2 separate regions of the Homo sapiens genome follow, and region 1 is linked to region 2. Evidence: chromatin loops called from intact Hi-C (ENCODE). Cell type or tissue: GM12878. All regions are shown on one strand. Links, peaks and the distances in the headings refer to the core of each region. The heading gives the core; the rest is flanking DNA. Region 1 overlaps LOC101928911 (a long non-coding RNA gene). Region 2 holds the start of LINC01590 (long intergenic non-protein coding RNA 1590).

Region 1 (15,636 bases), core at 4,263-12,262, 410 kb before region 2:
ACATAAATCCTTTACTATAAAAGATTTTTTAAATTCTTCTAGGATAATATTAGAAATTTCTTGGTATTGTTGTCATCTACTGAGCTGAGAATTTAAAGCTTGAGCCTGTTACTTTCTTTTTTTTTTTTTCTTTTGAGACGGAGTCTTGCTCTGTTGCCCAGGCTGGAGTGCAGTGGCGCAATCTCGGCTCACTGCAAGCTCCACCTCCCAGGTTCATGCCATTCTCCTGCCTCAGCCTCCCGAGTAGCTGGGACTGCAGGCGCCCACCACCACGCCTGGCTAATTTTTTATATTTTTAGTAGAGATGGGGTTTCACTGTGTTAGCCAGGATGGCCTTGATCTCCTGACCTCATGATCCACCTGCCTCAGCCTCCCAAAGTGCTGGGATTACAGGCGTGAGCCACTGCACCTGGCCTGTTACTTTCTTTCCTTACATTCTCCAGGGCACTTTGAAGAAGTAAGCCAAACCCACAGGTCTTATATTCATCATGTTCCCTCCATAATTATTTCTTGCAATGAATAGCCACTTACTCACAAAGATTAACACAGGTGATAATTTAAGTAACTCTTTTACCACAGGTAACAAGAACTATCAATATCTCATATTTTAATAATAACTGACAAGGCAGGCAGATCACCTGAGGTCAGGAGTTCAAGACCAGCCTGACCAACATGGTGAAACCCCATCTCTACTAAAAATGCAAAACTTAGCCAGGTGTGGTGGCGGGCACCCGTAATCCCAGCTACTCAGGAAGCTGAGGCAGGAAAATCACTTGAACCTGGGAGGCGGAGGTTGCAGTGAGCCAAGATCGTGCCACTGCACTCCAGCCTGGGCAAAAAGAACAAAATTCTGTCTCAAAAAATAATAATAATAGTAATAATAATTGTTATTGCCCTCAAAATCTAACCCAGTATGTATTCAATTCTAAATTTCCCATTTCCTTGTAGGTTTGTCTAGAGTGAGTGTGTAGGAAAAATGGTGTACATCAGTGTCTGGGTATCAAAGGAATAGACTACAGTAAAGAATGCTAGTTCCCTATCCATGCATACATTTTTCCCCTCCCTCCTTAGTATTATTTTTGGGATGGCAAAATAGACAGCTAAAAGCCACATTCCCAGGACCTCTAGCTGCTGAGCATGGTCACATGTCTAAGTTCTGCCCAGTGAAACAAAGTGGAAGAATCATTTGGGACATCTGGGAATCCTGCTTTGTGGGAATTGTCTCAGTAGGGTAGAATCCTTTTTTGCCCTTCTGTCTTTCCTCTTGTTTCTGGCCTGCATCACAGATGTGATGCCCAGTCCCCCAGCAGCCATCCTGGATTCTAAGGTGATCTTGAGAATGAAAATCATGGACTAGAAGAGTGGGATAGAAAGATAGAAGACGCCTGTGTTCCGGATGCCTGTGGATCCTCAATGCCTACTTTGACACTTCACTTACATGACAGATAAATTAAATCCTGTCTGATTTAATATTCTGTCATATGGGGGGTTTATGTCATATGCAGGCTCACTTAATCCTCGCTGATATATTGAATAAATGTTTTAAGGACAAGAAGATAGAGGAAACAGCATCTTAGTAATAAAAGAGGGCAGAACTAACAGCAAAGCTGCTCCAACCCGAGAATGTCCCTCACCTAAAGAATGACTTTTGTTTGACCTCTTAAAATTAATCCTGTAAAATGACTCCATTATATTATCCTCATCTTTCAGTTGAGATAATCCAGGCAATAAGTGTTTAAAGGAATACTTCTAGAATTATGCAACTATGTGGAAGAAACATAACCAAAATGCAGAGTACATTTGCCTATATATGTAGTCCCCATAGTCACCCAATGCAAGTATCAAAAATATAAGAAAAAAGACATAACAAAAACAGCTACTCCCCTCCTATATGACTAGGACCAGTTAAGATGATTTACCTCCTGCATCTGTTCGATAGGCTATTTTCTATGAAGACTTATCAGGCAAGTGGCTCTATGGTCATAAAAGGAAATGAGTGGATGACCCTGAAGTCATTTTAGTCTTCCTTCCACCTTCCTGAGAAGCTCTGGAAGTGCTACTCGGGTGGCTGAGGCAGGAGGATTGCTTGAGCCCAGGAGTTTGAGGTTACAGTGAGCTTCCACTGCTGGGGTTAAGTCTGAATGCATTTTTCAGATGCAGCAAAGTCAGCTTCTACAGTCTGGTTTATTCACCTGGGTGGATGCAAAGATTCAGCATCCCCCACTGCTTTAGAAGGTTTGAAAAGCTCAGTCATGCATATTTTAGAATACGTTTTGGACATCGTGAGTCCTAAAGGAATAGGCCATGGCGAATAATAGAAAACATCAAACAAACAAATGTTGCTTTCAAGACATACGTGTCAACAAGTCACTGATCATAAACTTTCTGCTAGAAATCAGCTTACTGCCACTACACAGAGGGTTCAGTTTTCTTTCTTGCAACTCCAAAGCAAAACTTTCCAAAAGAAGATCAGAAAAGCCCCCAGAAGATATTGAGGCTCTGGCAACAATTGATTGTTGATGAATCTGACCCTTCTGGGGAATCTTATAACCATACGCTCTCAGACACATTCTTCAGAGGAGCCAAAAAATGAGCAATCCTAAACTCTGACTTGAGGGCAGCTGTGTTGCCATGAAAAAAAATCTTTCTGTAGAAGAAAATCTTTTTGGCCATCAAACTAATTTGAATGCATGGTCTCCAACAGTCCACTCACTGAAAATCGATTCTGCATCGATCTTCTTCATGCCCTGGGCTTCCCACTCTCTGTGCTACTCACAGTTCCCTAATTGCACAGTAGTTGCTGAAAACCCTATGCCTTTGCCCATACTAGTCTCTCTGCCTGTGCCATCCTGCATCCCCCTTTCTTTACCTGGCTACTTCTTACTTGGCAACTGTGTTGTGGAACCAAACTGGGATCCACTTGCCCAGTGCGGCAAAGCCAGATACTGACATCAGGGTTGCAATGAGAGAAAATGAGGCATTTACTGCAGGGCACCAAGCAAGGAGAATCAGGCAGCTAATGCTTTAAGACCTCAATTCCCCAATGGCATTCAAGTAAGCGTTTTTAAAGGCAGAGAGGTGGAAGTGACGAGCAAAGTCATAAATCAATATATGAAGGCTATACTTTGGTTTGACCTAAAATGGCAGGTTACCTTGAAGTGGGGCAGCACACAGGTCATAACGTGGATTCAAAGGTTTTCAGATTTGCAGTTGGTTCAGGAGACGAAGGTTTGTCAGAAAATCTGGGATCAGTAGGAAGGAATATTAGTTCTGGCTGGGAGGCATGATCTCCTCCAGGTACCTCAAGAAGAAATTTAGAACAAAGAACTAACAGCAGTCAGGGTTGAGTCCTCAGTCCTCCCTTATCTGAGGTCTCCATGCCAGTGGATCCATTGGGTGGGGATCTGGGTTTCTGAAAAACAACTCAGGGACATATGTTAAGATGTTATCTTCAGTTTCTATAAGGGACAAAACAACTGTGATTCTAACTTTCTTGTCTATTGTTTTAAGCTACCATTACCTTCTTGGTTATCAAGTTGCTCATTTACTTCTTAGGACTAGCTAAGTGCCTGAAATTTTCCTTGAAGGAACTCAAGATTTTCCCCTATTTCCATGCTTAGGGGCCCACAGGCCCCTAAGAGGGGTCCCTGTTCTGTCTCAACTGCTTCAGGCATCACTTCCTTCAGGAAGTTTTCTCTGACTACCTCTGAATCAAGGCAATGAGCCTCCTCTGAGCCCCGTACACCCTGGGCATACCTACACCATGGCATTTATCACACTCTATTGCAATTCTCAGGTTATTGGAAGGCAAGTTCTGTTTTTTGAGATATGTGTTGTTATAGCACCTGTCAAAGTGCCATGCCCTGAAAAAATGTCAAGACAATAAATTGATCAATGCCTGGGTAGTAGGAGTATTGTACCGCAGGATGCCAACAGCACAGGGCTTGGCATCAGAAACCCTGCCTCCAAGGCATGACTTCATAATTTATTTGCCAAATTATTTAAAGTCTCAGACTCAGTGCCTCATCTGTAAAATGAGGATTATAATTCCATAGCATGGTTGCAGATTAAATAAAATAATATAAATAAAAGTACTTAGCTATATTTCTAATAACAACTTAATAGATGCTATTCAAATATCATGTGAGGCCAGGCATGGTGGCTCAAGCCTGTAATCCAAGCACTTTTGAAGACCAAGGTGGGCAGATCACCTGAGATCAGGAGTTCTAGACCAGCCTAGCCAACATGGTGAAACCCCATCTCTACTAAAAATACAAAAATTAGCTAGGCATGGGGGCGTGTGCCTGTAATCTCAGCTATTGGGAGGCTAAGGCAAGACAATCGCTTGAACCTGGGAGGCGGAGGTTGCAGTGAGCCGAAATCACACCACTGCACTACAGCCTGGGCTCAAAAACAAATAAACCATATATATATATATATAATTCGAGCATTAGTATTAACATCAACATACAATTTGCCCCTTTCTGCTGTGAAAAAGGACTTGGTGGCAATACAGGTAAGAGGAGATGCTTCCTATTTATTCTAAACTTTACTCAGTCTAAAGGAAAAGATTCTTCAGTTTGACTCCTTCTTGTACTTTGTTACTGACTGAGTTCCCCATGCCACCTACATGCTGCCCACCTTACTGTTTCTTATCCACAATTACAATTCCCAAAGGAAGAGAGGGCTCAGATTCCCCATTTGTAAAATAAGTCAGACTAGACTACCATTCATCTGCCTTTAATTTCTAATCTGTACACTTCAAGGTTCATATGGGCTAAGTCCTTATGTGTTCTTTACTGTATCCCCAACACCTAGAAGAGTGTTGGGCACACAGTAGGTCCTTAAAAAATACTTCTTGAGGCCGGGCGTGGTGGCTCACGCCTGTAATCCCAGCGCTTTGGGAGGCCGAGGCGGCGGATCACGAGGTCAGGAGATCGAGACCATCCTGGCTAACACAGTGAAACCCCGTCTCTACTAAAAATACAAAAAAATTAGCCAGGCCTGGTGGCAGGCGACTGTAGTCCCAGCTACTCCAGAGGCTGAGGCAGGAGAATGGCGTGAACCCGGGAGGCAGAGCTTGCAGTGAGCCGAGATGGTGCCACTGCACTCCAGCCTGGGTGACAGAGCAAGACTCCGTCTCAAAAAAAGAAAAATTCTTGAATGAATACACGCATGAATAGATGAACTAATAATGCTTAGAATACGATGATGACCATATTTGTTAATATCTTCCATAAATTATTTACAGCACTCTGGAATAAATAATTTGACCATATCAAAGACTACAAACTTTCATTTATAAGATGAATAAGTTATGTAGATTTAATGTAAGACATGATGACTAGAATTAATAATACTGTATGGTATACTTAAAATTTTCTGAGTAGATCTTAAGCATTCTCTTCACACACAGCAAAACAGCAATTGTGTGAGGTGTTGTTAATTAGCTTGATTGTGGTGATCGTTTCACAATGTATGCATATATCAAATCATCACATTGTACACCTTAAACATACAATTTTTACTTGTAAATTTTACCTTAATAAAGCTAGCTAGAGGGGAAAAATCATTTGCATATACTTTAAATCAGGATCCCGGCAGTAATGGCTCTCCAAAAGCAGTAGCAGTTGTTCCATTTGTTCTGTTAAACTGAGGACAAAATGGTGTTTGGGCTGAAATGAACCAAGTGAATGTCGAGGGTCTTCTCACTATAAGGCACCACCACCTTTGCCAAGTTGCAGAGATAGGGTCAACACCTGTTCCCTCAACCTCCTATTCTGTTCCCACAGATGACCTAACTGCCCACAACCATCGTGTTTATGATAGTGAGATAGTTGAGAGCACCAGACATTAACTGCTTCCAAAAAACAGTCCACAGTGGGATTTTCTGGGATTATATATAGCCTGCTTCCCCAAACAACCCAGATTTGAGAACAAAGGAAGAGGCCCAGTCCTCCCACAGCAGGCAGGAGAAACAGAAAGTAGACCTCCCCCTCCTCTCCCTTCCCTTGAGATAGGAGGAAATTTTGAACTCTAGTCTCTGCCTCCAATTATCAGGGTGTTCCACAGTCTTAGCCTTGCAATTTAAGAGTCTTTTCTGTTTTAGATTTCTCAAGCCCTGGGAAACGAGTTCAAAAACAGTTGTATAGTGTTGCACAATGCCATTTTCCTCACCTTATATAAAAGAGTTAGGATCAGGCCAGGTGCGGTAGCTCACGCCTGTAATCCCAGCACTTTTGGAGGCCGAGGAGGGCGGATCACCTGAGGTCAGGAGTTCAAGACCAGCCTGGCCAACATGGTGAAACCTGTCTCTACTAAAAATACAAAATACAAAAATTAGCCGGGCATGGTGGTGTGTACTTGTAATCTCAGCTACTTAGAAGGCTGATGCAGGAGAATCGCTTGAACCCAGGAGGCAGAGGTTGTGGTGAGCCGAGATCACGCCATTGCACTCCAGCCTGGGCAACAAGAGTGAAACTCCATCAAAAACAAAAAAAAAGAGTTAGGATCTCTGAATCCAAGAGGAAAATGAGTATAGTAACGGGCTTCGGCTGTGTAGCCAACCTCATATTAGAGTCTGCATTCATTTCCACTCCACCCAGAAGGGGCAGGTGTATTTAAGCGGCAGGTGATTGTGTTGGAGGAACAAAGTGCTTTAAGGCACAATACTTACATGAAAGACTATGTAAACCCAAGTCCAGAGTCATTACCTCTGTTGCTCCCTTTCCTCTGCTAAAAACTTGTAAAAGGCATTTATACCATCTGAGTCATGAACCCATTCCTGTGTACCAATTCATTTCCCTGAATGAGTCTTAATCAGTCATACTTTGAAGGGAGTAGTCAAGTCGTTAGATCTGACTAATGAACCTTTCCAAATCATGCACACCATTTACTGTAAACCACGCTAGTCCCACACAATGAAATTACATGTCATTTTATCTCCCAAGAAGCAGGGAGCTTGAATAGATGGGATACGGCTCTGAAGCACTCACTTAAACGTTGACCCTATAATCTTGGTGTCTAGTTAACATTCAGAAAAGAGAATAGCCATGCAAGTCATTGAAGGCTGCCCAGTAGGTTGGAAACTGGTAGGTGTTGAACACAGAGTACATGATTTCACACCTTTAACTGCAATAATTTACATTTTTGCAATGTTGTGACCACTGTGCATAAATGAAATACTTCATCTAATGGTTTCTCAGCTACCAAGAACATAGGCAAAACTCTGCCTTCATTTCAGAAACATGTCTCATAGTACATGCTACACAAAATTCATTCTCATCTAAGGGCAAAGCCATGGATCTGTGGGGCACTGTGGGGCACACAAAGTTGGGTCCACCATGGTTCCTTCTCTTTTGGAACCCACTTTCTAGTGGGAGATAGACATAATATAAGGCATAGCAGAGTAAGGGCCTATTGGAGAAATTATTTCTGTGGCAGACCAGAGGATGAGGACCTTAATTTGAATTAGCAGATTAGGGAAGGTGACTGTGAGGAAAAGAACCTGAAGAATAAGAAGGATTTCAGGTGGGGGAGAATGAGGATGATGGCATTCCAGCATGATGGAATAACAGCAATGATAGCATGAAGGCATGAAGCCCTCACCAACACAGAAACTCTATAATTACATAAGCTCCTAGGTCCCACTTACGTTTCTTGCCTACACAATGCTCAGCCCACAGGGGTCTTGAGAGAAGCATAATACTTCCTCTTTTTCTGTACTCTAAAGATACATGAAGAATCGCCAGCAACCCTTTACAACAGTCATAGTCAGAAGAAGCTATTCAGTGTCTGTATCGGTCCACCTCCTTGGCCACTGGTTCTTGGTTTCCAATCCATTCTGCACACTGAAACCTTATTAATCTTCCCGAAAGCTGCATTTCTCCAGACAAGAAGAGCTCATAGAGAGGAAGAACTTATAATACTCTTCTGGGCATTCTAATGTTCACCAAATAAAGCCCAAACTCTTCAACGAGGACCTGAAATTTCTCCATGATCTGGTTTCAATCGTCCTTTCTGTCTTAATTTTCCGCTACTCTGCATGTAAGCAATGATGGCATCTTATCACTAGGAAACTACATGGAACCCAGGAATTAAAAAAAGGAGAAAACTCTGTAAGAATTAGTCTGAGACAAGGAAGGAGGTGATACTGCTTCCAGCAACAAGACTTCAGATGGTGGGTAAGAGAGAGGGAGGAGAGAGCGAAACTTGCTAGGAAAGAGCTGCCGATGAGAGAAAAAAATTGTTATATCTCAGTGAAAATTGTATTTCAAATTTGAACTTTATAAAGACAAATCAAAATAAAACTTTAATAAGATTTTAACTCACACAATATTTGATCTCGTCAACCTCTTCCACGATTATTTAAAACAATCATTTATTTGTTCAGCAAATATTTACTGAGTGTCCACACTGTTCCAGACATTGCTCAAAGTCCTTGGGGATATAGCTGTGAACATGATGGATGTGGACAGCCGTGTAGAGTTCAGTAAAAACTAAAATTATGATACTAAAATGAAGTGGTTAGGCCAGAAGATCTGTGTATGATGTGCATTCACACACCCACACTCCAATGCAACAAAGCAGTGACTCTACGTAATTAGATAAGGCAATAAAAGACAGACTCTCCTATGTTCCATTGGCAGATTGCCCACCTACCAGGTTTTGCTTATCCTTCTGAACCCAGTGATATCTCTAAAGAATGTTAAAATTTCAATTAGGGATGACTTGATCTATCTCTTTATTAATATCCCTGTTCCTTCTCTTTTAACAAATTATTTTCAATTTTTTTCTAAGATATTTTCAATTGCACCTTTGAACAAGAGAAACATGCCCTGCCTCCATGAGAATTTCAGCTTTTCAGAAACTGAGTGTCTCAGTTAATATCTGTTTGGTTGACAATAAAAATCAACTTGAGCTAGCTTATTTGGAAGGAGGAACTTATTCTAAAATCACAGTGGTAATTCACAAAACCCATGAAGGCAGCCAAGCTTGAGAAAATGACCTGGAAAGCCCCTGGGAACCCAGACAGTGTTCCCTCTCTGTTCTTCCTTGTTTCTCTCAGTGCATCTGCTTCTTTCTTCTCTTTTCACACCATCTTTCTGTGAATGCTCTCCCACTGCTTGGGTTTTCACCATTTCAGTTCCAGCTGTAAAGAGCTACTAGCCATCACTGAATCCTAGCATCAAATTCCTGGGCATGAGAATCTAATTGGCTCACTTTAGGTTTACTCTGCTCCAACCAACGGTGACAGGGCCAAACATGTCCACCAAGGTCTGTCACTATGAGAAGCATTGTCATCCAAAATGTGTCTCCCATACCAGGAAAATGTGTACAGAGATTCCACAGCTACCTCCCACTGAGAAATGTATCTTTCAAAATGAAGTTATAGGATGGGCAGTGGCTCACACCTGTAATTCCAGCACTTTGGGAGTCCAAGGCAGGCGGATCACCTGAGGTCAGGAGTTTGAGACCAGCCTGAGCAACATGGCGAAACCCCCATCTCTACTAAAAATACAAAAATTAGTCAGGTGTGGTGGCGCATGCCCGTGATCCCAGGGAGGCTGAGGCAGGAGAATCACTTGAACCCAGGAGGCGAAGATTGCAGTGAGCTGAGATCACACCACTGCACTCCAGCCTGGGCAGCAGAGCGAGACTCTGTCTCAAAAAAAAAAAAAAAAAAAAAAAAAAAAAAGAAGAAGAAGAAAATAGGTTTGTCCACACATGAACCTAAAAATGAACCTAAAAGAGTTTTCCTCCAAGGGTCTCCAGAACACATTTTGAGAACTGTTACATTAAAAATTGCCTACCATCAGCATGTAAGAAAATACTTAAACAAAGCATCTTGATTTTATAGGAGTAACTTCTTTCTGCCTCCATATTAACTAACTCAACCAGTTTAGCTTGCTACATTAATCATATTATTTTGATTAATCTGATTAATCTATGAATCAATTGAATTTGATAAATTGGATTGATAAATAGTATATAGTAGTTATTGAAAAGCTTTGCAGAAGGATAGATCTGAAATGAATACTTGGCTCCTCCACAAATTAGCTACATGACCTCAGGCAAGTCCTTTAAGCATCAGTGTCAGCGTCCCCATTTTTCAATAGGCATAATAATGATACTTACTCACGGGGTATGAGGGTTTCATGGAACACTATAATAAAATGCTTAGCATAATGCCTGATATAGTGAGTGTTCAAAATGTCAGCTGTTTTTATTTTTTGTTACTTAGCATATCTGTGCTCACAGCCACTAAAGATGAATCTTTTCTTACGCTTGAAGAATTAGTCCTACAAGTAATGACTTATGTTTTGTATCCTAAGTGTCCCTACCCCACAGGAAAATGTGCTAAGTAACTACGCCACTAAGACAGTTACTGGGCACACAAGTGTTCTGGGTGCAGCTTGAGAAGGAAATCTCAGGTTACCCTGAGTCCATGTGGTGGTTTAGAAAGTGATTGGTCTCACTGAGAGGTTATGGAGAATGCCTTTAAATGTGTCTGGCTGGAAAAATTAAAATATATTTGGACCTAATTATAATAATATTAGATCTATTCCCAAACTTTTTTTTTTTTTTTTGAGAGACGGAGTCTTGCTCTGTCACCCAGACTAGAGTTCAGTGGTGCGATCTCAGTTCACTGCAACCTCCACCTCCCAGGTTCAGGTGATTCTCCTGCCTCAGCTTCCCAAGTAGCTGAGACTACAGGTGTGAGCCACCACGCCCAGCTCTTTTTGTATTTTTTAGTAGAGATGGGGTTTCACTATATGTTGGCCAGGCTGGTCTCGAATGCCTGACCTCAGGTGATTCGCCCGCCTTGGTCTCCCAAAGTGCTGGGATTACAGGCGTGAGCCATCGCACTTGGCCCATTCCCAAACTTTTATTTTGTTCCTTAAAGATTTGTTTCTTGAAGCCTTAAGTGAAATTTCCCTTTTGGTAAAAAAAAAAAAAAAAAAAAAAGCTTTCTAATTGGTTACTAATAAATCCAGTTCTATGCTATTAAATTTCATCTTTGTCTGTTCCAAATTGACAGAAAATGAGGAAATCATCAAGACATGGATTAAAATTTCTTGTGTAGCCCTGGAGGTCCCATCAATTCTCACATAAAATAAGAAGTATTCGAGAAAATGGAACCCTGACCACTGCTCTCTGGCTTACCTATGACTATCTTTACCCTCATTTCATATATTTTGCTGAGAATACAAAATACATAAGCTATTTAATTTTCTTTATCCAATGCCAGTATATTCTTATAAAATGAAACCAAAAAGCATTTCCTTAAAGCACATGCTGGGTGGCCACATATAACAAGTCTTTTATAAGAGGCAATATGTTTGCGTAAGTGAGAAGGCGGAAAGAGAAGACATCATCTTATGTGGCCACAGTAAGTTTTACACAGATCCTACTGCCTCTATATCCTGCCAAAGCTTGATCAAGCGTCTGAGTCCTAACAAGCCATGATAAAGAGCCAGGAAATAACCCAGGTATTTGGCAAGTTGTGATCACTCAATTTGAAGACTATTTTTTTCTTCAGTTATTTCTCACTCTAAAGCTCTTTCCCATAAGCTTCATAGGAAATATTTAAATTCCTCACGACTCTAAAATATTTAAAATAAACAACTAAAATCCAGTACCTTTGCTTAACTTTACTGAGAGAATGCAACAAAACATCAATCCAAAATTATATAAATCAGAACAACATTTTGAAAAAAATTGTAATCAGCAGCCTAACAAAGTACACACTGATAAGCCAATTAAAACGTTCATGTGTAGCTCAAATAATAAAATGTTTATTTATGATTTTTATCTTTTTCATAAAGGCAAAAGATTCACATTTTTGTTAGATGATTTTCACAATGGGAAGTCCACAACTTGTAGCTTCTCCTGGGTCAGTGATTTGGCAGGATATAGGTCTAGAGTTGGCCACAAATCTTTGTCACCCAAGCAAGTTTGGCCACAGTTAAAACACCAGGACTCTGCTCATTTTATATATTTTAAAATACAGAAAAAGTTGGGGACCCTTAGCACATCAGGATTCATTACTGAGCAGAACCATGAAGTATTTCAGCATCTTCTTTCCCTGCTTCCCAACGATAGCACTAACCCTAGTGTTCCATGAGGACCTAAATACTAATCAATCAAATGGAATGATAAATTGACCACAAGAAACATTACAGTTTCTACAGGATGGTGTTGTATAATGTGGAGAAAGAGAGAATGGGATTTTTTAAAAATTCTTAAACATTTTATTTCTGGTCTGCACCAAAAATAAAGACAAGGAGAATCCTTCCAAGATCATGTCATAAAGTAATGAAAATTCTCTATTTTTTCCACTCAACTCTACTCTTTTGCCACAGTTTCTACAAACTTTATAATCTACTTCAGCACCCACACTTTGAACAAATTAATATAAGGAGGATTCTGGAGGATGAAGTTTAGAAATGGGCAAAATAAGAAGAGTTTTCATTTTTCTGTGGAAATAGAAAAAATAACTAGAAAAAGTTTATTAAAATGTTTTAGTTATTTTTAAGCTTCTTGTCTGTAGAAACTATCCAATTTGCAAAGAAACATTATCCGTAGATCCTTGTAACTAGAACACATTTTTTACAATCATGATTTTAAAATAATTATGTTATCATTACTATGAACTATTTTTTGAACACTAGAAGTACTCCTGATGTATTTCTTATCAGTGGCTTTACCATATTATTTTAACAAAACAAATTTAAAAAGCAAGCCGTAAGATCACTGGACAAGATTAGATGATAAGTTTCCATTTCTAGAAATGGCAGAGTAGCTCATATTACACCAATCCTCCCAAAGTAACAATTATAAACCCTGGAAAACACACACACACACACACACACACACACACACACACAAATCTGAAGCCATTTGAGAGTGTCTAAAAGCAGGCAAAACTAGAGGTGGTCAATATTTAGAGAAGGATGGCCAGGCTCAATGTGCTTATAACCCCAGTGCATTGGAAGGCCAAGACACTAGGATGGCTTGAGGTCAGAATTTTGAGACCAGCCTGGGAAACGTAGAAAGACCCCATCTCTCCAAAAAATATATAAAAATAAAAATATTATCCAGGCATGGTGGCATGTACCTGTAGTCCTAGCTACTTGGGAGGCTGAGGCAGGAGGATCACTTGAGCCCAGGAGTTGAAGATTACATAGAGCTATGATCATGCCACTGTGCTTCCAGCCTGGGCAACAGGGTGAGACTCTGTCTGAAAAAAAAAACAAAAACAAAAAACAAACCAACAAACAAACAAAAAACCCACTGGATATTTGCCAATTTTTTCTATTTCTTTGTCTGAGAGTACTCCCAATTGGTCCCACCAAAAGGTGGCTAAAACTTGCACAGAAACCTTGCTAGCTAAGAAATCGGAAGACAAAATTCAAAGCAATAACAGCAGAGAAGTGAAAGGAGAAATAGTGGAAAGGAAATAGCCGCAGAAGGGAGACTCAAATTCTACATATAAACTCTGCCCAAATCTCTGGCCAGCCTCTAAAATATACATATGTTGGATAGATACCAAGAAATCTAGCTCGAGCTAAAAGAACTAAACAGATTTCAGTTGCCACACCACAGAGGAAAAGAATTTAGAAACTGAAATCAACTAGGTTAATTGCCTGCTAAAACACAAAATCAATACTCTTTAGAGTAACATAAGAGAATGCAGAGTCTCTATATCATTCACAATATGCACAACATGATCCAAAATTACAAGACATAAGAAAAAATGGGAAAATATGACTCATATACAAGAAAAATGACAATCAATGGAGACTCCTAAGATGATTTATATGTTGGAATTAAGAAACAAAAGTTTTAAAACAGCCATTATAATTACGCTCAAATATATAAAGGAAATATACTCATAACAAATGAGCAGAAAGAAAATCACAACAGAGAAATAGAAAAGAACCAAATGAAAATACTAGAATTACAAAATATAATATCTGCAATTTTAAAAACTCACTGATGGGCTTAACAATGAATTGGAAATGACAAAGGAAAGGGTCAGTAAATGTGAAGATAGATCAAAAGAATTACCCAATCTAAAAACAGAAAAGTCTGGGGGTGGTGGCTCATGCCTGTAATCCCAACACTTTGGGAGGCCGAGGCGGGCAGATCACCTGTGGTCAGGAGTTCAAGACCAGCCTGGCCAACATGGTGAAACCCCGTCTCTGCTAAAAATACAAAATTAGCCGGGCATGGTGGTGAGTGCCTGTAATTCCAGCTACTCTGGAGGCTGAGACAGGAGAATCGCTTGAACCCGGGAGGCGGAGGTTGCAGTCAGCCGAGATTGTGCCACTAGACTCCAGCCTGGGCAACAAGAATGAAACTCTGTCTCAGAAATAAATTAAAAATATAAATAAAAACAGAAAAAAAATTGAAAAAGAGGAGAGCCTCCAGGACTTGTGAGAAAGCAAAGAATAACATGTATAACATACACGTAATTATAGTCCCAGAGGAAGAGAAAAGAGAAGGAATGGGACACAAAAAATTTCTGAAGAAATAATGAGAGGAAGATTACCAAACTTGCTAAAGGACATACATTTAAAGATTCAGTAAACCCCAAGCAGGATAAATACAAAGAAAACTATACCTATGTACATCTTACCCAAACTGTTGAAACCCAAAGACAAAAAAAAAAATCTTGGAAGCATCAGAGTAAAGCACTCATTATATACAGGAAAACAATACAGATGATAGCTGATTTCTCATTAGGAAAAAAAAAAAAAAGAAGCCAGAAGAGAGTAAAAAAAAAATTTTTTTTTTTTTGAGACAGAGTTTCGCTCTTGTCACCCAGCCTGGGGTGCAATGGCTTGATCTCGGCTCACTGCAACCTCCACCTCCCAGGTTCAAGTGATTCTCCTGCCTCAGCCTCCTGAATAGCTGGGATTACAGGCACACACCACCACGCCCAGCTAATTTTGTATTTTTAGTAGAGACAGGATTTCACCGTGTTGGCCAGGCTGGTCTCAAACACCTGACCTCAGGTGATCTGCCCGCCTCTGCCTCCCAAAGTGCTAGAATTACAGGTGTGAGCCACTGTGTCCGGCCAAGAGTAAAATATTTTTAAGGTGCAAAAGGAAAAATGGTAAAACCTAGAGCTAGGATTCTATATCTAGTAAAAATATCCTTCAAGACTGAAGGCAGAATAAAGACGTTTTCTTATAAATGAAAACTAACAATGTTTGCTGTCTGCACCACAAGAAATGCTTAAGAAAGTTTTTCAGGCTAACAGGAAATGATAGCAGATGGAAATTTGGATTTCCCAAAACATTCTTTACAAATGGTAACTAGATGGGTAAATATAAAAAACAATATTTATTATTTTTCTCTAAAATACGTATCACTGTTGAAAGTAAAAATTATAGCATCATAATTGAGGGGTTTAAATCATGTGTATATGGAATATATATAACACCTGTAGTATAAAGGAGGAAGTTGATGGTAAAGCACAGATGGCCAGTGAAAGCGAAACTCCCTGGCAGACTTCATTTTTTATGTATAACTTACATTTAGTAAAGTGCAAAGATCTAAGTGTGCACTTGATGAATTTATGCGCATAACCACCACCGAGATCAAGATTTAAAATATTCTGACTCC
Region 2 (15,636 bases), core at 2,956-10,955:
AAAACACGGAGGAACCAGAGTGCATCCAGAGAATAAGAAAAATTTTGTCAGAATAAGATAGAGAGAACTGGATATATTTACCTTGAGAAAAAGAAGGCATGAGAACTCTTCTCAGTTTTGTTAAAAGAGAAACCAAGTTTTATGTTGTTTCAAAACACCAGATTACAAATCTACATAAAACAGTCTTAAAATAGAATTGTGATGGAAGTCATCCTAGAAGAAGTGAAACCCATTTTATCAAATGTTTTTTATCTAAAAGCTAAAAGATTGCCTTTAAGAATATTGTAGAATTAATTTCTTCTGATTAAGTATCTTTAATATGTCACAAACTGTTCAACATTTAAAGAGAGAATTATATATTTTTCCTTTTCCTCAGGCTTTAAGAAGTTTTAAGCTCAAATGAGTTGAGCTTCTTAGCATGTTTAATAATTTTTTATTGAGCCGGGCACGGTGGCTCACGCCTGTAATCCCAGCACTTCGGGAGGCCAAGGTGGGTGGATCGCCTGAGGTCAGGAGTTTGAGACCAACCTGGCCAACATAGTTAAACGCCGTCTCCACTAAAAATACAAAAAATTAGCTGGGCACGGTGGCGGGCGCCTGTAATCCCAGCTGCTCGGGAGGCTGAGGCAGGAGAATTGCTTGAAGCTGGGAGGCGGAGGTTACAGTGAGCCGAGAGATCGCTCCATTGCACTCCAGCTTGGGCAACAAGAGCGAAACTCCGTCTCAAAAACAAACAACAACAACAAAAAATAATAATAATTTTTTATTGAATACTGGACGTTGTGAATTGCATCCTTGTTCAGTGTCTGAATTGTCCCCCTTTAGGAAGGGTTGTGCTGTTTTTTTCAGCCAGTTATTTGTGGATGAGTTTGATTCATTTGTGGACTGTTTTTAAGCTTTATTAGGGTAGGTCTAGAGTAGTCTTCATTCCAGAAATAATTTGACCTTACTACTAATTAATAACTGCTCAGAGGTCTTCAATGAATTCCTTGGTTTTCACTGAGGACTCTTCACTCTGGCTGGTCAGAGCTCAAATGTCTTCTCATCCTCTGTGAGCTCTAAGAATTATTTAGCTTATACTCCCTGGTCATTCTGTGCTCGACTGTGTGGATTGTCAATCCATACATGAACAGCCAAGTACTTAGCAAAGTCTCAGATTTATGAATTCTATTTATTTATTTGTATAGCTTCATCCCTTCCAAAACTTTGCCCTTCAATTTCCACATCTGTGAACTCTGATCTCTGTCTCCTCAACTCAATAAAGTCCCTAGGCAGTGGGTTTACCTTTCTATGCCCAGGATCTGGAAACTGCCTCCAGGCAGAAATTTGGGGGCAATAATAGCAAACAGTTGTTTTATATATTTTGCCCAGTTTTCTAGTTGTTTGTGGTAGGAAGTTAAGTCCAGTCCTTGTTATTCCATCATGGTCAGAAGTGGAACCTTGGGTAACCTTGGAGAGAGGCTAATAGGAAATAACCATCTGGGAGGGTAGAAGAGTGGGTGGGCTTACTAGAAACTTTCAGTAACTTTCAGTAATTACTGAGAAGTAATGAATGTGCATCTGAGTGTCAGGATCATGAATTTAAAGTGAAAGCATTTTGCCATGTTAAGTGATTTTCTTTGGAAATTATTCAGCAGCTCAGGAGCAAGCATGATCTTGAAGAATGGTTGGCTTGACCAGGAACTAGCGTATTGCCAGACTAGCATTATCATGCTAGACCATGCATTTAAACCAATGTAGAGCAACAAAAGCAATTTACTAGTTTTTTTGTTTGTTTGTTTGTTGTGAGACAGAGTCTCACTCTGTCACCCAGGCTAGCATGCAGTGGCACAATCTCAGCTCACTGCAACCTCCACCTCCTAGGTTCAAGTGATTCTCTTGCCTCAGCCTCCTGAGTAGCTGGGACTAAAGGCATGTGCCACCATGCCCAGCTAATTTTTGTATTTTTTGTAGAGACAGGGTTTCACCATGTTGGCCAGGCTGGTCTTGAACTCCTAACCTCAAGTGATCTGCCCGCCTTGGCCTCCCAAAGTGCTGGGATTACAGGCATGAGCCACCGGCCCAGCCAGCAGTTCTTTAGATATTGTGAAGATCTAAGCTAAATTTTTCAGTTGCTAACAAAGATAGATAATTAACATTTGAAAGAGTACTTTGGAGCTTACAAAGCTATTTCACAGATAGATAACTCATCTGTTCCTTAAAACAGCCTCATGAGAGTGAACATTATTATTTCACTTTACAGATATAGAAATCAATATTCAGAGAGCAAGAGACTAGTCTAAGACTGCAAAGCTACTAAGTTACGGAGCCATCTTAAGTCTTATTGCTCTTATAAGTACTTAAAATGAGGGGAATTCTTTTAAGCTTCTGAAAATTCTAGACTCTTTTTCCCAAAAAATTCATAGAGCCCCTAATTTTATATATAATTTCAGATAATATACAGATTCCCTGAAGTTCATGCAAGTGGCAGTGTACTCTTGGTTTAAAATTTCTAATTTTTTCAGCACTGTAAGACAGGGTGGGAAAAAAAAATTTCTAGTTTTTAACTTGCATCTAGATAGTAGTTACATGGCTATTCACTTTATAATTTTTTAACTGTATAGATATATACATATATACACATATACATACATATATGTACATATATACACATACACGTATGTATATGTACATATATACACATATACACATACACGTATGTATATGTACATATATACACATATACACATACGTATATATACATATGTATTTATACACATATGTATATATGTATATATAAATATATATGTTACACTGACTTTTCTGTATATGTTTTATAATAAAAAATAAAGGCTCAATAATATAGAACTTCTCTACTTTTAGTTGTGCTTTGTGGATGTTAAGCATTAAAACAGAGCTGTATTCCTAAAAAATCCTCAAAAGTTAAAAAAATATATATTGTGTTATTCACTTTGTTTTCATTGTCTTTCTCCATTATTATCCATGTGCTTCACAACAGCTCTCCTTTTTTAAAAAAAACACAACCTGTATATTACATGTAGGGCATCGATTTTGAAACTGTGAAAGTCAGAGTCCTGGAATTAGCTGACAATCTCCTTTTCCAGTTTATCTTTCCTTCTCCACAAAAAGGCTTGATAACGGAGAGGGAAGTTGAGATTTCAGGTCAATAATGAGAAAGAAATTATGGAACAAGTAAGACAATGCAAGTCACCCTTATTTCCGTTTCTCTTAGGATAAGCATGAGCTATTTTCTTGTACTTTCCCATATCCTTTTAGTCAGGAGGATCACAAGATTATTCCTTAACCATCTTCTTCATGGAGATTCTTTTTCAAATGTTATTTACATGGGCACAGATACAAAAAGGCAGAAAAAAAAGCAGATAGTTTCGTTTCCTGATACAAACATAGCATAGCTTCTTGAGTTCAAGGGTCCTGTCTAACCCTTAAAAATCTACTTTTCTTTGTAATTATCAAGAATATTTTGGCCGGGAGCTGTGGCTCACGCCTGTAATCCCAGCACTTCGGGAGGCTGAGGCGGGTGGATCACGAGGTCAGGAGATCGAGACCATCCTGGCTAACATGGTGAAACCCCGTCTCTACTAAAAATACAAAAAATTAGCTGGGCGTGGTGGCAGGCACCTGTAGTCCCAGCTACTCGGGAGGCTGAGGCAGGAGAACGGCGTGAACCCGGGAGGCGGAGCTTGCAGTGAGCCGAGATCGCGCCACTGCAGTCCAGCCTGGGCGAAAGAGCCAGACTCTGTCTCAAAAAAAAAAACAAAAAAAGAATCCTTTTCTTTTTTTCTTCTCTTTTTTAAGAGACAGATTCTTTCTCTGTTGCCCAGGCTGGAGTGCAGTGGTGTGATCATAGCTCACTGCAGCCTTGAACTCCTGGGCTCAAGGGATCCCCCTGCCTCAGCCTCCTGAGTAGCTGGGACTACATGTATGCACCACCACACCTGGTGAATTTTTAAATTTTTTTGTAGAGACAAAGTCTTGCTACATTGCTCAGGCCGATCTCCAACTCCTCGGCTCAAATGATCCTCCCACCTTGACCTCTCAAAGTGCTGGGGATTATAGGCATGAGCCACAGCACCTGGCCAAGAATCTTTAAAGGTAAGATGAATGACGAAAGAAAGCCTTAATTCTTCATTTTCCATCTCTTTCTCCATCGCATGAATCAGTCAGTGGAGAAATAAGGGACCTTAGCATCAGATTTTCACCACTTAAATCAGGGAGGGTAATTGAGGCATTTAAGGAAGATAAACAAGCATAGGGCTTTTTTATATATTACAAAAGAAGTCAAAATTATAAGAGCACAAAAATGAAAAAAAAAGAATCAGTGAATTCTGTTATAATCATCAAGCTTCTATAAAAAGTGGGGGCAATAGTGGTTCTTCTTTCTTAGAATTATAAACCAGGTGCAACTTCATACACATACCACATGGTCTTAATTAGGAAAACAGGATTCAAAGCATCAAAATCTTTGCTACTGTAGCATGTGTGGCAATGATTCTCAACTCTAGAGAGTGAAGGACAGCATATCAGCCATGCATTGGCAGCCCACCATGAGCAACTCTGATATGTGCTACTGATCTATTTTGTATATGTGGAAAATGTCGCTGTGTAGCTTTTCTTAAAGGTGAATATCTCCCTGTCTTTTGCTCACCCACCCTCGCACCCATCTACCCAATCCTTAACTAATGACCAAGTCTTTATTAACTTCTCTTGAACCAACTTGCTTTCTCCATTCCCACTTCTCCCACGTTCATTAAAGCAACTGTCTTTGCTTGCTTAGATGACTGCAATGAAGAACTAATTGAGCTCCCTGCCTCTCCAGTTTTGTACTCCCCCAATTATTTGCCTAAACTTATCTTTCAAAAATAGAAATCTGATCATGTCATTCCCTGCTCAACACCTTGTAAAGGTTTCTCAATGGTCTTTGGGTAACTCCAGACTCCTTGGCATGGTATACGAAGCCGTTAATGTCAACCTCAGCTTTCACAACTGCCTCTCCTCTCCTGACAGACTGCACTGTTGCCATTCTCTGGCCATGTTGCATTAACTTCCATTTTTTTCTGGGCTCCAGACCTTTGCCTAGAGGTTACTCCCTCTATCTCTGAATGTCCCCTTTCCTCTTCATCTGATTAATTCCTCCATGTCTTCAGAAGCCATCTCTCCTATGAAACTTTCTCTGACCGGCGATACTGGGTTTAGGGTCCTAAACCTTCACCTCTAACTAGTTCCAAAACATTTCCACCACTGCAAAAAGAAACTTCATACTTATCAAGCAGTAACTCCCCATTTCTCCATTCCCCCACTGCTTACACCTGACAAAGCTCTCAATACTCTATGGAAGTCTATTTTCCTGTCTGTCTCTCCCACTAGACCATAGCTCTTTGAAGACAGGGAGCATACCTTGTTGAGTTCCCCACACCTAAGAAGAGAGCCTGGGATGTAATAGTCACAGTTGACCATCTGGGTTAAAGAGGTGAGTATAGAAGTGAGTAGGTTAAAAAAGAGGGTGGGGGGAGATTTTTAAACATCTTTAAATTAATGTCTTTACTAAAGGGTTAGAATGATTTCAGAAGGAAATTACAATTTTGAAGGGAAAGGAAAAGACATTGAAATTACAGGTTTCAGAAGAAGAGCTTCCTCTGACTCCAGCTTTGGCTCTCCTGCCTTGGGATCCCCAACCCACCCCCAAGCACCCTTGTATGCATTCCTCAGGAAGAGGGATGTTGTTCTCAGTGTTTTCCTCTTCCATCCGTGCCTCAAACTAGGCAGCTTCCAATGGTGCCCTGGGCTTCAGAAGGTGGCCACTGAGCTGACCTCTAGGCTTGCAGGCTTCCTAGGAGAGCAGGTAGTGGAGGTGGGTATGGGGGATGGTGACTGGGCTCCAGTTTGAATTTCATCTTTATGATTCCCTCCCACTATGGGAAGCATTACGGCATGAATCCCAACGACGAAGTTTAATTTGGGACAGTCTAAACCCTTATTAAAGTCATACTATTTTCTCAATCATCAAGAAAACTGCCTTTCTCTGTAGTCCATAAGTCCTCAATTTTGTGAGGAGGAATTTTTTTTTTTTTTTTTTTTGAAACAGAGTCTCACTCTGTTGCCCAGGCTGGAGTGGAGTGGTACAATCTCACTGCAACCTCCACCTCCCAGGTTACAGTGATTCTTGTGTCTCAGCCTCCCAAGTAGCTGGGATTACAGGCACATGCCACCATGCCCGGCTAATTGTTGTATTTTCAGTAGAGACAGGGTTTCACCATATTGCCCAGGCTGGTCTCAAACTCCTGGCCTCAAGTGATCCCCCACCTCGCCCTCCCAAAGTGCTGAGATTATAGGCATGAGCCACCATGCACAGCTAAGAAGGAATTTTTTGGATCTCCTTCCACCTTTGCTGAAATTCTAAAAAAGCTGCATTCCACTTTTAGCAGCTGTTTTCTTATGGCTGAATAAATGCCAGAGATGCCATCAGATTACTTTAATTCAACTGTCTCTCAGTTGACGAGGGCTGAACTGTCAGTTTCCTCTTGGCACAATGCAAGTAGAAAGATAGTAATAAGTGGCTGGGAGCAGTGGCTCATGCCTGTAATCCCAGCACTTTGGGAGGCCTAGGTGGGTGGATCACGTGAGGTCAGGAGTTCGAGACCAACCCGGCCAACGTACAGAAACCCCATCTCTACTAAAAATACAAAAATTAGCCAGGCATGGTGGCACTTGCCTGTAATCCCAGCTATTCAGGAGGCTGAGGCAGGAGAATCACTTGAACCTGGGAAGCGGAGGTTGGGGTGAGCCAAGATCACGCCATTGCACTCCAGCCTGGGAGACAGAGTGCAAGACTCCATCTCAAAAAAAGAAAAGAAAAGAAAAAGAAAGAAAGATAGTAATAACTCACCTGAATTTCTCGTCAGCACTTCAGGATCATGATCTCTAACACTCATCTTCTCTCTGTCACACTCAGGGTTGGGGTGCAGCCCCAGCTGAGGTCTGAGGACAGTGGGTGGATGTGGGGCAGGGAGCTGGAAGAACACTGGAGAGACAGCAGGTAAATGAGACATGGCTTTATTCAGCAGCCCCTTCACAGGGTCAGTGTTACATTTATACACTACACAAACACTAGTGGCTGAGAGCCAGGTGGGGAGCTGCTCTATGTTATGCCTACATGGCTGTGACTATATAAGACACAGGACTGTGCACTTGCACCCCAATCCCGCTGAGATGTCTAGGCTGTTTACCTCGGCCTATTCCTGCTACCCTATGCCTGCTTGGCTACAGCACAGCCATGTTCCTTACACTCTCCAAACCTGTCCCACTCTCTGCATTCTTTATGGGATGAATTGGCATTGATTTAATAGCTGGCTCAAACCTGATCCCACTTCCCCCACTCCCTCTCCCCTCACACTCAGACCTGTCACTAAGCCTGTCCAGCCCTTCTCAGCAAGTCTCACATCCATTTCCTTCCCTAATTACTAATGCTCTCACTCAGGCAGGTTATGGGAATCTCCTAACTGTATTATCTGCTTCCAGGCTGGGGCACTCCCACAGGCAAAGCTGATAATATTACTGCCTGTGTACTGCCCTTTCTGCAGACCACAGAAGGCCCTGCAGAAGAAAATTCAGTCCTCCTCAATGGGATGCAAGACCCTCCTGCAACTGGCCTCTGTTTATCTCTAAACCTGCACTGTTCAATATGGTAGCCACTAACTGATGAAACTATTTAAATTTAAATTAGCTAGAATTAAATGAAAGTTAATATTCAATTCTTCAGTTGTACTGGCCAAATGTGGCTAGAGGCTACCGTATTGGACAGTGACAATATAGAACATTTCCATCATTGTAGAAAATTCTGTTGGATACTTACCTTACCCCTACTGCACCTGAACTCAAATTTTCAAATGATCCGCACCTTTGAGCATACTGTGCTTTAGCTGAGGCAACCTCCTTTAATTGGATTACTTACCTTGCCAACGATGCCCTTCAAAACACAGATCAAATGTCATCCTATTCAGAGAAGCCTTTCCAGCCAAGCCTCCCACTCTTGTGCAAGTGATCACTTCCTCATTTGGACGCCCATTGCACTCTCTGCAGACTTCTACCATAGCGCCCCTAACACTCCATGTCACCTAGTGTTCATGTCTGTTTCCCTTTACTACAGTGTGAGCCTGGGCTGGGGTCAGGAACCCAATCTTATTCATTTTTCTAGCCCCAGCTCTAGACTAATGCCTGACATATAGGATATGCTAAGAACTAATTTTGTGAATGAATAAATATTACCAATAAATATTCTAAGGTCAAGATTTTATCAGACTTCAGAAACAAGAGAATGCCCCAATTTAAATGCCTCACTGACAGGTAAAAACTTTGAAGAGGAAATATATTTCCAGAATGATCATCGAAATACTGGATATGCTCTTTTAAGTCGCAATGTCATGCTAGAGTTGTGTTCCATTTACAACTAACCCACGAGAGGCATGACAATTGGAGTGGATAATTGAGATGGTTTGACAGGTATAGCGAGGTGTGGCTGACTGCACACGAAGGAAATTCCAGCTTCAGCAATTATTAGATACACACCTACGACATTAAAAGCATGAAGATTTGGCTAGTCAATTCAAATATTAAGTGTCTAGGCTTAAAAATATTTTATTGGGACATTTTCCATTATAAAAATAAGACATGCTCTTTATGAAAATTTGGGAGTACAAATCTGCCACCCATAGATTCATTAACAAAGGATTAATGTTGTTAACATGTTCATGTAATGACTCACCTTATCTACATTCTTACCATATCTTATGTTACTCCTTTACAGTCAACATTACAACACAGACATTTTTATATCTTATTATGGGCTGTATTTTTAATAGCTGTATAATATGCAATTGAGTGGATGTGTCATAATTTACTGAAGTATTCCCACTATTATGTAGTATATTTTCAAGTTTTCACCATTATAAATAACAGTGGAGTTATTTGAGTATAAGAATTTTTTGTATCGCATGTAATTTATTCAGATTCCCAGATGTGAAATATCTGAGTTTTTAAATATCTGCTTCATTTGCTACTTTATTCCTAGTACCTAGAACAATGCCTATCCCATGGTAGGTATTTTATTAATAATTGTTTAATGAATATGAGATGTTAATTAAGTGGAAAAAAGCTGGCTTGATATGTAGACACCAAAAGCATGTCATAGGCATGTCTTGTGACAGGTTCCAGGGAAGACTTTGTCCCCACTTTTAAAAAAATTAATAAATTTTATTTTTTAGAGCAATTTTAGGTTCACAGCAGTATTGAGTAGAAAGTACAAAGTTCCCGTCTATCCCTATCCCCACACACCTAACCTCCCTGGCTACTGACATCCTGCACCACGGTGGCACATGTTATAATTGATGAACCCATCATTATCACCTGAAGTCCATAGTTTAGGATTCACTCTTGGTGCCGTGGAATCTATGGGTTGGGACAAATGTATAAGGACAGGTATCCACCATTACAGTATCATACAGAATAGTTTTACTGTTATAAAAATGCTCTGTGCTCTATCATCCCTCCCTTCCCCCAACCCCTGGCAACCACTGATCTTTTTACTGGAGTACAATTGTTGAACCACATGGTAAGACTATGTTTAGTTTTGTAAGAAACTGCCAAACTGCTTTCCAAAGTGGCTATACCATTCTGCATTCCCACATGTCAGCAGAGAAAAGAATTCCAATTTCTTCACGTCCTTGGCAGCATTTGTTGTTGTAAATGTATTGTTTTGGCCATCCTAATAGGTGTGTAGTAGTATGTTATTGTTATTTTAATTTGCAATTCCCTAATGACATATGATGTTGAACACCTTTTCATATGCTTAATTGCCATCTATATATCTCCTTTAGTGAGATATCTGTTGAAATTTTTTGCTCATTTTAAAAGTTGGGTTTTTTGTTTCATATTGTTTAGTTTTAAGGGTTCTTTGTATGATGTGGTTAACAGTCCTTTATCACATATGTGTTTTGCAAAAATGTTATCCAAGTCTGTGGCTTGTGTTTTCATTCCCTTAACAAGGTATTTTGCAGTGCAGAAGTTTTCAATTTTCATGAAGCCCAACCTATCCATTTTTTCTTTTATGGATGATGCTTTTGGTATTCTATTAAAAAATCATCATCAAATTCAAGGTCATCTAGTTTTTTTCTGTTATATCCTATAGGTTTTATAATTTTGTGTTTTACATTTAGGTCTGTTATCATTTTGAGTTAATTTTTGTGAAGGCTATAGAGTTTGTGTCTTCATTTTTTTTTCTTTTTTTCTTTTTTGCTTCTGGATGTCCTGTTGTGCCAGCACCTTTTGTTGAAAATATTATCTTTTCTCCTTTGGATTGCCTTTGCACCTTTTTCAAAAGAATTGACTATGTCTGTGTGGGTCTATTTCTGGACTCCTTATTCTGTTCCACTGATCTATTTATTTATTCTTTGGCTTATACCACACTGTCTGGTAGCTTTTCAGTAAGCCTTGAAGTCAGGTAGTATCAGTCAGTACATTTACTTTTCATGTCTTTTCCCTCTTTTACTGTTCTAATTAAAACTTCCAGTTCAATTTTGAATAGTAGCAGTAGTAATACTCAGTTCCACTAGCTTAAAATAAATGCTTGCATTACCCCTTTAAGTATGATGTTTGCTGAAAATGAAAAAATAAATATCATTTTTCTGGTTAAGGACATCCCTTGCTCTTTCTTTCTTTCTTTTTTTTTTTTTTTTTTTTTTGAGACAGAATCTCACTTTGTTGCCAGGCTGGAGTGCAGTGGCATGATCTCGGCTCACTGCAACCTCTGCCTCCCGGGTTCAAGCAATTCTCCTGCCTCAGCCTCCCAAGTAGCTGGGACTAAAGGCATGTGCCACCACACCTGGCTAATTTTTTGTATTTTTAGTAGAGATGGGGTTTCATCGTGTTAGCCAGGATGGTCTCATCTCCTGACCTCGTGATCCGCCCACCTCAGCCTCCCAAAGTGCTGGGATTACAGGCATGAGGTACCACGCCCAGCTGAAAATTTTCATTTTAACAAGCATTCCAGGTTATTCTAGTTCAGGTGGTCCAGGGGTACACACTTTGCAAAAGTAGCTAATCTAAAATACCATGTGCAGCAAGCACTTTTCCATTTTTCAATATTATGTACAAATTCTGTCTTTGATTCTGATGGACAATGATACATGTGTGCATTAGGCATTTAAAAAAATAGGTTATCCCTGTCAGCAACTTAGTAATAAAAATGACTTGAAGTACCAAAAATGAGAGCATAGTTTATTGATACTTATAAAATTTGTAATCAATATCAGTGTTGCAGACTAATTTTTATGATCTGATTGTAATTTAGTCACATGTGATTGAAATCTGCAGTGGCCCAGATTTGCTCTATTTGTAGACTTTCTCCCACAGTACCCCAGAACAGAGGATTCTAGCAAACCTCAGATCGATAAGGAGTAACAGGATGGGACAATGGGTCGAACTGGCCAGAATGGAGCTGAGATTACCAGCTGTAGAATTTAAGCAGGTCCACTTGACGGAAAAAGAGAGACTAACTGGAGCTACTACTTATTTCTGATATTGAATGAAATGAAGCTGATGTCTGTGGAGTCTAAATATCAAGGAATGGTAAAATGAAAAGGTTCCTGGTGGGTTATCCATGCCATTACTAAAGTTCTAGCATAATTTTGTAGTAGTTAGAAGCCCAGATTGTGATGTCTATAGCATGTATGAACGAGGTACTGTTAAAGCTGAATGCCAATCTTTATGAGAGAAGTTGAGGGAACATGTACTGCCAAGGATCTGACCTTCACTCCCAGAATAATAATCAGATTGTCACCCTCAAGAGGTAAGCATAGTTCCTAAGAAGGAAGAAAGTTCCTTCTGCTGCATTAATGTCATCTTTCATACAAAAATCAATGTGAAGAACTGCCTCCATGTTCAGCCTCAATGACATACAGTATGTGACAATTACTCAAGTGACTTAAGTGATTTCCTATACAGACCACAGTGCCACTTTTCTTACATATATGTAAGGGAGCCACCTACTGTCAAAACAGGATATTACAGCTACAAATTCTCCCACTGCCCACCCCCAACTATACAACTGCATAAACTTAGCTGCAATAATTTAGATGAGAATTTTGCAGAATTCAAGAAACTGACGTAAAATAATTTTGGGGGTGGGAAGGAATAATCCACACTTCCCTGTGTCCTTTACAAGTTGGAAAATATTCATTAAGCACTTACCTGTTACGCATTGCAAGTCTCAAAGAGAATCCTGGTATGCTGGAATTAGTAAGGCAGTTTGTAGTAACAAATGCCCCTGCCAATTTCCTTCTTAGTATTTTTGGTAATGCTATTTCTTCCTGAACGTGTCTTTGCCTGTCTCAAGCTTACCTAGCCTGCAAACTCAGCTAAGTCTTACCTCCCCCATGAAGACTCTGCATATCTCCAGCCTGTTGCAGCCTCTCCTGCTTGGATCTCTGTTGCTTTGCTTCATCCCGGAGGCACACTCCTGTGGGCACTTCCTCATACATACACTGCTTCATGGTGATAGATAGCAATAGTTAGCATTTACCATATGTCAACACTGTTGGACCATTTTCCTTCTATTCACTTATTTAATTATCATATTAACTCAATGAGGTGATTACTGTTATAATCCCCATTTTTAAAAAGAAGAAACTGAGGCCTAGAGAGATTTAAAAAAAAACTTGCTCAAGGTCCTTAAGGTTATTAAACAGTAGTGTCAAGATTTAAACCCACGTATCTGCATTTCCAACTTACTTGTAAGCACTTGGTGGACGAGAACTATGTTCTAAAATTCTTTTGAAGTTCCCACATTGCCTAGCCTAGTGCTATGATCTTAGGGACTGATGTCCATAGTTTTACTACAGTTTACTAATTTTCCAGGAAATCAGAAGACCCGAGGAAGAAGGTAGTTTCCCCCCCATTAATCAGGCTGATAAAAAAGAAGTTTGGCAAGGTACTATAGCAATAATAGGGAACTTGTGTTAACCATGTACTATAAGCCTGGCACTGTGCTAAGCATTTTTATATATTATTTAATTCTTACAAGAAGCCTTTTCAGAGAAGTACTATTATATATATCTTATAGATGAGAACGCTAAACACAGAGAGGTGAAGTAACTTGCCTAAGGTCCCACAGATTCTAGCCTATGTCTAACCTATATGCTATCATCTTGCACCTACTGTGTAAGAATACTTATTTACAGCCGGGCACGGTGGCTCACGCCTGTAATCCCAGCACTTTGGGAGGCCGAGGTGGGCAGATCACCTGAGGTCAGGAGTTCGAGACCAGCCTGACCAACATGGAGAAACCCAGTCTTTACTAAAAATACAAAATTAGCCAGGCGTGGTGGTGCATGCCTGTAATCCCAGCTACTCAGGAGGCTGAGGCAGGAGAATCACCTGAAGCCGGGAGGTGGAGGTTGCGGTGAGCTGAGATCGCGCCATTGCACTCCAGCCTGGGCAACAAGAACAAAAGTCCGTCACAAACAAACAAACAAACAAACAGCTTATTTACAAGGGGATTTAGAAATTGCAGTGAATACACCATGAGGAAGATGGCCTTCTCTCATAGAACAATGACTCCTAATTTTGTAGGATTGGTACAGGAGGGCGAAGGTTCACAGAAGGATTGCATATTCTCAACTATTGATGTCTCTTTCCCTTGGGGATCTCATGAGTTACTGCTGCCATCACAGAACTGACCTCATGGGGGCAATGCTCCCAAACCCACAGCAACCCTGAGGCAAGGCTGGAACATTTACTAACGTCCAGGGTAATAGGACAAGTACATAACATAGAGCACCACAATCTGGTTACAAGATGTGGCTCGCTCTCCAAGGCTTGAACAAAATAAATTTTTTGACCCTCCTTCCTGCAGTGGCTCCATTCTTATGTTTGTGACAGAAGAGCAATCACCTGGCACCTTTCTCTTCAAAGTCAAGCCCCTAGAGAGCCGGGTGCAGGAGGAGGTGGAAGTTTCCAGTGGTGTGAGAATTTCTATTTCCTTTATCAAGGCCTGGAACTTGTACATATGATGGACATTGTAGATGACCACTCTCTTGGGTAGATGCCTTCCCCTTCAGCTACTAGCTCCAGGAATGAGACCTGCTCCTAAGCCTTGCTCCTTGCTATGGTCTGAATGTTTGCGTCTTCCCAAAATGCACATGTTGAAACCTAATCCCCAAGGTGATGGTTTTAGGAAGTAGGGTCTTTGGGAGATGATTAGGTCAGGACGGCTGAGCCTTCATGAATGGGATTGGTACCCTTATAAAAGAGACCCCAGGCTGGGCACAGTGGCTCACACTTGTAATCCCAGCACTTTGGGAGGCTGAGGCAGGGGGATCACTTGAGGTCAGGAGTTCAAGACCAGCCTGGCCAACATGGTGAAACCCTGTCTCTACTAAAAAATACAAAAATTAGCTGGACGTGGTGGTGGGTGCCTGTAGTCCCAGCTACTTGGGAGGCTGAGGCAGGAGAATCCCTTGAACCCAGGGGGTAGAGGTTGCAGTGAGCCGAGATCATGCCACTGCACTCCAGCCTGGGTGACAGAGTGAGACTCCATCTCCAAATAAATAAATAAAAGAGGCCCCAGAGCTGTCTTGCCCCTTCTACCATGTGAAGACACAGCAAGAAGAAGCCATCTATGAATCAGAAAGTGGGCCCTCATCAGACACCAAATCGGTGCCTCGATCTTAAACTTCTCCAGAACTGTAAGAAATACATTTCTGTTCTTTATAAGCTACTCAGTTTATGTTACTTTGTTATAGCAGCTGAAACAGATTAAGACATACCTCAAATGGACACCATAATGTCTAACTAGTCCATATAACATATTTACATGTACAATAATAGGTACAAGTAATAGCTGTCCGCAAACCAACTCCTTTGGTCAGGGTATCGAGAGATGAAAGGAATCACTGCACCCAGATGTCTAAGAGTTCAAAAGAAGCCAATAAGATGAAGGGGCTCTCACTAGGCGCTCATCCTGACAATGCCATATGCATGTGCACATGGGCCTGTGAGTGTGGATGAGAAAGGTGGTACACGCATTTTTGTTTCAAGATACTGCCTTTTGGGGTGCTAGTGACTGGGAGATCACTGGGAAGACTGCATGTGGAGACAAAGTGGAGGACAGTGCCTTCGGGATCACTTCTGCTGGTGCTGCCTCCAAACCTGTCTGCCTACTGGTGCCAAGAGCCTGACTACCTTGCGGAGACCCAGACCCATGCTTGTAGGAGCTCAAAGGCTATTCACTGATGTATATTAAGTGCTTGATTGATGTTTTTATTTTTATTTTAAAAAATAAACTATTTCTTTATCAGGCAACAATGCTTTACCTAGAAATTTCTTTTCTGGAGCTTGCCTTGGGTATCAGTTTGGTCTTTGCCCTCTACTGAACCCTCAGCTCAGCTAGCCTTAAAATATAAAGATTCTTACATGCTCCAGCAATTTCTTCTGATATGGCACACACCAAAAGTAGAAGACATTGTAGGGTCAGTGGTCATTGGTGAGAAGAGATGAAACAGTTTGTTCCACTTGAAAAATATTTCCTTTCTGATCACTTAAATGTGCCAATCATAAACATGGATA

The links. Hi-C counts contacts between places; a loop is a spot of excess contacts. Peaks named below come from ENCODE experiments on the same cell type or tissue, not always from the same donor. Only the 100,000 strongest peaks of a DNase experiment are listed, where the experiment ranks them.
Region 1: it touches region 2 in a loop (4-fold over the local background); 15 of 110 quality-filtered maps call a loop at or near these places.

The regions. Positions count from the first base shown.
Region 1 is chr6:87,799,720-87,815,355 of GRCh38, reverse strand. All of the region lies in intron 2 of LOC101928911 (a long non-coding RNA gene), which reads right to left. Among named protein-coding and RNA genes, the nearest start is that of AKIRIN2, 110 kb to the right of the region's middle. RefSeq lists an enhancer at 15,423-15,492. In GM12878, for the core only: no CTCF peak of the experiment used is centred there; a DNase peak (open chromatin) is centred at 7,696; H3K4me3 peaks cover 700 bases; H3K27ac peaks cover 2,367 bases.
Region 2 is chr6:87,389,646-87,405,281 of GRCh38, reverse strand. It overlaps LINC01590 (long intergenic non-protein coding RNA 1590), which reads right to left and starts at 8,158. Exons shown (of 2, transcript NR_026784.1): 1 at 6,905-8,158; 2 at 5,541-5,844. In GM12878, for the core only: no CTCF peak of the experiment used is centred there; no DNase peak of the experiment used is centred there.